Linked DNA regions of Mus musculus: region 1 is linked to region 2. A link is a loop called in an ENCODE intact Hi-C map of the cell type or tissue named here. Cell type or tissue: left cerebral cortex. All regions are shown on one strand. Links, peaks and the distances in the headings refer to the core of each region. The heading gives the core; the rest is flanking DNA. Region 1 has its middle 28 kb from the start of Rps18-ps4. Region 2 has its middle 41 kb from the start of 5330416C01Rik.

Evidence for each region. A loop is a pair of places that touch in the nucleus more often than their neighbours do. Peaks named below come from ENCODE experiments on the same cell type or tissue, not always from the same donor. Only the 100,000 strongest peaks of a DNase experiment are listed, where the experiment ranks them.
Region 1: it touches region 2 in a loop (2.4-fold over the local background); 3 of 42 quality-filtered maps call a loop at or near these places.

Annotation. Positions count from the first base shown.
Region 1 is chr13:97,777,301-97,780,222 of GRCm38, forward strand. No RefSeq gene overlaps it. Among named protein-coding and RNA genes, the nearest start is that of Rps18-ps4, 28 kb to the left of the region's middle. In left cerebral cortex, for the core only: no CTCF peak of the experiment used is centred there; a DNase peak (open chromatin) is centred at 1,733; H3K27ac peaks cover 2,143 bases.
Region 2 is chr13:97,704,553-97,707,474 of GRCm38, forward strand. No RefSeq gene overlaps it. Among named protein-coding and RNA genes, the nearest start is that of 5330416C01Rik, 41 kb to the right of the region's middle. In left cerebral cortex, for the core only: no CTCF peak of the experiment used is centred there; a DNase peak (open chromatin) is centred at 1,545; H3K27ac peaks cover 678 bases.

The DNA.
Region 1 (2,922 bases), core at 188-2,687, 73 kb after region 2:
GGCCCAACAGAGTACATTTGCAATTAATTTTAAATTACTAAGTACTAATGAATGATTTTAAGATGCTTGCACACAATTTGTTCTCAAGCATTTTCATATTTGAACTCCCCCCCCCAATCTTATTTACATTGCTCCTTTGCTTAGCAAATATTGTCTAGCTAATGTCATGTTTGTAAGTGCTCCCGGCTTGGGCAACTGCAGAGGCTGGAACCCTGCTCCCACGTAAACACAGACACCTGGAGTCCAGAAGAACAGGGTCAGGCAGCTTCATGGAGGTCAGTTTCTTAGAAGGGACAGGATGTCCACTGTCTTAATTGGAGTTCTCAAAAGAAACAGAATCAGCTGGGAACTCTAAACACGCATAAACACACACATGTACATGCACACATTCATATATGTATAGTCTACTCACTATGTCAGAGAGAGACAGAGACAGAAAGAAAGAAATTTCCCAAGATCAATGTCATCCAAGGCCTTACATCTCCTCAGTAGAGAATTACTAGTTTAGATAATCGCTACTCAGGCGACAGAAGTAGCTTCTGGATGCCTGGCACCACCTCTAGGCCAGCCTAGACATTCTGAATAGTAATCTGTGTTCTACCAGGGTCCCCATGTGACTTGTTGACATACCAGGCTCTGAGGACATTTGACTCTGATGGCCTGCTTAACCACAATACTGTTAAACTTCTATCATGAACAAAACACTATATAGTCCACTCTGGGGGACAACTGAGAAATAAAATAGACAGAATTCTGGGTCTCACTGGTACTCTCAAGTCTATGCTTATTCAGCTAAGCTAAATGATGTATTATTGTGTGACTGTTCCCACACACATACATGCTACTAAATAATATGTGGTCAAAAGTATCCTTATTTACATGTTTGCATGTTCATAACATAATCTTTGCAAGTGAAAAAGCACATTCCAAAATGGTGTATACTAGATAAGGTAATCTGTTTGGCAGACACAAAATAATTGAAACGGTGTGCGTGTAAGTAGTATCTGCATATATAAGCCAGAAAAATTTTAGAATCTCTCAGGAAAGGGGATTATGGGTAATCTTTATCTTTTCTCTTAAAAGATTTTCATCCAATCTTTTACAATAAGCACATGCTATTTTAATAATTAGAAAAGGCAAGAATCTTTTTTTTTCTTTTGCAAAAGATGACCTTACCGGCTGTATCTGTTCCTCTTCATCGTCTGTTCTTGCAATAAGGAGATCCAAGGTTCGTAAACCATGTCTACACAATTCCTCATCTGGCTAAAATTCATGTGTTCCCTTGTCTGGAGGCAGGATCAGGACTAAAGGCAGATGTGATTCAAGTACCTGTGTTAGAGGCCTTTATAGCCTCTGAGGCTGGGGGCTGAGGGGAAGACAGAACACCAAGTCTATGGTCAGATTCAGCTCCAGCTGAGGAAGCAGACAGCAGACCATGACTCAACTATCCCATATCCGCTTCCTCCCAGCCAGATGGCTGGGCTGCAGTTCCCAGACATCTCCATGGCGCAGTTCGATCCTAGGACTGATGAAATGTTAGCAGAGGTGATGGGGGAGGCTCCTCCCTACTTGCCTCCCACTGTTCCCACTCTCCTCCCTATGGTGTCCATAGGGCCCTGGAGACAGATAACAGAGCCACAGGAAGGAAGCCCCTGAGCTCTGCCTCACATGAGTTAGAGCAGGCTGCCTTTTGGGAACATATTTTGGGTGAGATATAAGCAAGAAACACTAGATCGTGATCACACTTGAGCCATGAAAACTTGGGTGTGGGAAGCTGTTGGTTACAGAACATTTGCACCGGGTTTTGAGCAAAGTACTGCTGGTGTGCCAAGATAAGAGAAGCAGAAGAGAATTCATTGCAGTGTATCAGAGGCTGGGTAGGGTTGCTCTTAAGGAAGATGAGTTTGACCAATGGAACTGAACTACGGTTAGCTTTATTCTCATATCCAAGCATTTGGGAACACTTACCAAAGGGGATCTGCATGGTGGCAGTCAAACATTTGATACAAATAGGTGGTTTCCTTTCATAGCCTTATGTATCAGTTAATTTCTTACTTGCTGTGGTAAAACAAATGCCTGACAAAGCAATTTAGGGATGGAATGGTTTATTTGGGTTCACAATTTGAAGATCCAGGTCACTGGGTCAGGAAAGTTGTGGAGACTTTGAAGAGCATGAGGCAGTTTGTCACTGTGTGTCTGCAGTCTAGAAGCAGGGAGAGACGAATGGCAATACCCACCTTGCTATCTCCTTTGTACTTGGCCTGGGGTCTCAGACCACAGAATGGTGTCCCACATAGCCTTGGTGAGTCCTTCCACCTACAAACACAAAGTATGTCCACAGCACAGCCTGGTTTCCTAGGTAATTCTAGATCTTATCAAATTGACGGTATTAACCAGCAGACTAGGAGGCAAGATGCATGAGACATGATTATCTTAACCAGTGAAGAATGAACTCAGAACAATTCTTCTCCAGCAAGCTGGACTGCAGCAGGACTCCAAGATCCCAGTCACTCAAAACAGCAACCCTGTCGGATTAGTGGCAGTTGTGTGTAAAGGCCATCATGTCGTCCCATTAGAGTGCCTGGAGTTTCTTGCTTGCTTGAACATAACTGCTCTTCTGCTCAAAATTACATTAAGATGAAACTTGGCACTGGATTTGTCAGCCAGATGTGAAATTTTATTGTCAAACAAATAAGCCAAAAGAAAGAGTGAAAAATGTTTCATGGATCCCCAGTTGTTGTGATGGGGTGTTTGTTCACTGAAAAATTGAGCTAGGAGATTAAAGCTTCAACTTAAATTATAAAATTTTGCAAACAGTTACTATTTTTAAAATATGACCGTATGTATATATTCAAGAGGCTTTGAAATAATAGCTACTAACAAAAGAAAAGGACCACGCACGTTAATAAACTATTTGGGTGG
Region 2 (2,922 bases), core at 154-2,653:
GTGTGTGTGTGTGTGGGTGTGTGTGTGTGTGTGAAAACCAGAGGACAATCTCAGGTACCACAGGTACTACCCATGCACTTTTTAAGATGGCGTCTTTCATTGCCTGGAGCTTGCTAAGTAGGATAACCTGGTGTGGTGGTTTGAATAAGAATGGCGTCCACAGGTTTGTAGATTTGAATGCCCGGTCATGAGGGAGTGGCATTATTTGAAAGGAGTGAAAGGTGTGGCCTTGTCGGAGGAAGTACATCACTGGGGAGTGAACTTTGAGGTTTCAGAAGCTCAAGCCAAGTCCAGTAGCTCTTTCTCTCATCCTGCTGCCTTCAGATCCAGATGTAGAACTCCAAGCCACCATGTCTGCCTGCATGCCACCATGCTCCTTGCTGTGAGGATAATAGATTAAACCTCTGAAAGTGTAAGCCAGCCCCAATTAAATGCTTTCATTTATAAGAGTTGCCTTCATTGTGGTGTCTCTTCACAGCAATAGAACACAGAGTAAGACAGCTGGTAGACCAGAAAGCCCCAGGGAGCTCCTTTGTCTTCACCTCCCCAGAGCAGAAATTATAAATTTGTACCACCACACCTGGCCTTTCTTATGTGAATTCTGGTAGAGTGAACTCAGGTCCTCACGCTTGAAAGGCAAGCTCTTCATTCACTGAGTTATGACTCCACTCCTTGTATTAATTTTTGATGACATAAAAAATTAATATACATTCAGCACCTTTATTCCCTTGGCAATTAATTTTCTCTCCCATTTCCTTTTGTTCATAAGCCCCCCATGTCCTGACGCTAAGCTTTTTGTTTTCACGACTCAACATTCACCATCCCTCTGTCTTAACCATCTCTCATCAGAGAGCATTTCTTTCCACATGAACTCCCATTGGAAGCTTCTACCTCTAATCCAAGGTAAAGGCTTGCTTTTTTTTTTTTTTCTCAATGTGTGTTTAAAATTATTTCCTAAGTATTTTCTATCCATGGGGAGTTGAGGTATGGGAAAATCTATAAGGGCTGTGTCTTTCTGATGGGTAAGTCACACACCTGTAGCAATCAACCATCCCTGTGGAAAGAGCCAGAATCAGAGAACAGTTTGGACACCTACCCACTGGGCACCAAGTCAGAAGTTCTTTTAGAACTACTGAAAGCCAATGGACTCGGCAGAACACTTTAGTAGAACTGTTCCTGGTTCCTTTCGACTTGATAATGATCAGAAAAATCAATGCACCACTAATAAGAACACGATGACTTTGAAATATGCAAGTATTTTGGCAAGTGTCACTTTTATAAGATAGAAATATATGTGATCTGTTTATTTTAAGTTGTGGCTTGTAATTTAGTGGATATTGGCTATAAATTTATCTAACTTTCTCATACTTTATACCACATTAGTAAAATTCAGTCTCTGGGCTTCTCCAGGCACATAGTGATTTTCCCAAGATGCTTAGCACTTCCCACTCTAGCCTGCTTCTTGGGCTTCGACTGCTGTGGGAGGCTCTACACCCTCACAAAATATGCACAGTCTATGTCTGGTTCCTTCCAGACCTGCCTTTGAGGAAATGAGAAATATGTGAGCCGGGGCGTAGGAACATGAAGTGAAGGTGCTTGCCTGCCTCGGCACACTTCCAAAATGAACACTGTATGAAAGGAGACATGGGACCACAAGGGTAAGCCTCCAAGTAGGGCAGTGATTGGAAGTTAGAACAGAGAGGGGATGAACACCTCTGCGATCTAGCTGGAAGAGTTGTATCAGCAACACTAAATAGGACCATAAGCCTCATTAGTCACCCTAGGAAATGGGGAGGTGCGTTGAGCTTCACAGTTCCAAGCCCACAATTCCTTAACAGGGAAATGGTTTCTCCTGCAATCAATTAATGAAGATTGCTGTTGAACCGATTTTTATAAAAATGACAATACAAATGGAAAAGTGACTTACACTAAGGTAGAAATGATTTTCTTACAGCCATGTTCTTATACTGACCTGCGGTAAACGTGAGAGCAAGCTGTTTATTAAATCATAACTCAGGAAAGATATTTCTTCGGGGAATTTAGCTAACGTGGTCCAGGCCCCAAATCTTTCTGCTGATTTATCTTGACATACAGAGAGCAGAGAGGACCTGGAAGGATGGATAGTCAGCCTGACTCGGAGACCCCCATTCTCAGGAATCCATTGTTTTGGTTGACACTAAGACAGGGGCCACGGACTGGTCCAAGTGTTTGAAAGCAGTGTGAGCTATGGGCTGTGATTTCAGGCAGCAATCCTGTAATCATAGCATGAGATGCTACGGTTTGAATGGATTGTCTATGAGTTACGTGTGATATGGGAATGTGATAACATTAAAAGGTGGTTATGTCATGAAGGTTCCTCCCTCATAAATGGGATTAGGATCCACACTGGGCAGTGCTTGCCAAGTCAGGGTGAGGACTGGAGTTTGGATTCCCAGAACCCCCACAAATGCCAATTGGGCATGGTGTCCTGTCTGTAGGATGTTCAGAGCAAGCTGGCTAGGCAGAGTAGCCATGTTGATGAGCTCTGGGTTAAAGAGGCCCTGCTTTAGTGAAAGAGCGATTGGCCATGATTCCTGACAGCTCCCTCTGGCTTCCACATGATTGTGCTCATTACCACACCTGTGGCATTCTGCCATAGCACACGTATGAGGTAAATAATAAGAGAGCCATTTTTTTCATGTAGGAGGTAGATTCCTGTTCCCCAGTTCAAGGCTATTGAAACATAAACTTTGCCGCAAATCTGGAGTAATGTTAAATCGTCGAAAGTCTGCATTATCCATAGACTGTGACAATCAGATGGTTTACCTCTGATGCATTCAAAGGTGGCATTCTCAGTTGTTGGCCTAATGGCATGGCATCTCAATGACCTGTCTGACCTTCTTATCCACAGAGACAGTAGGCAGTTTCCTTGAGAGAGCCATT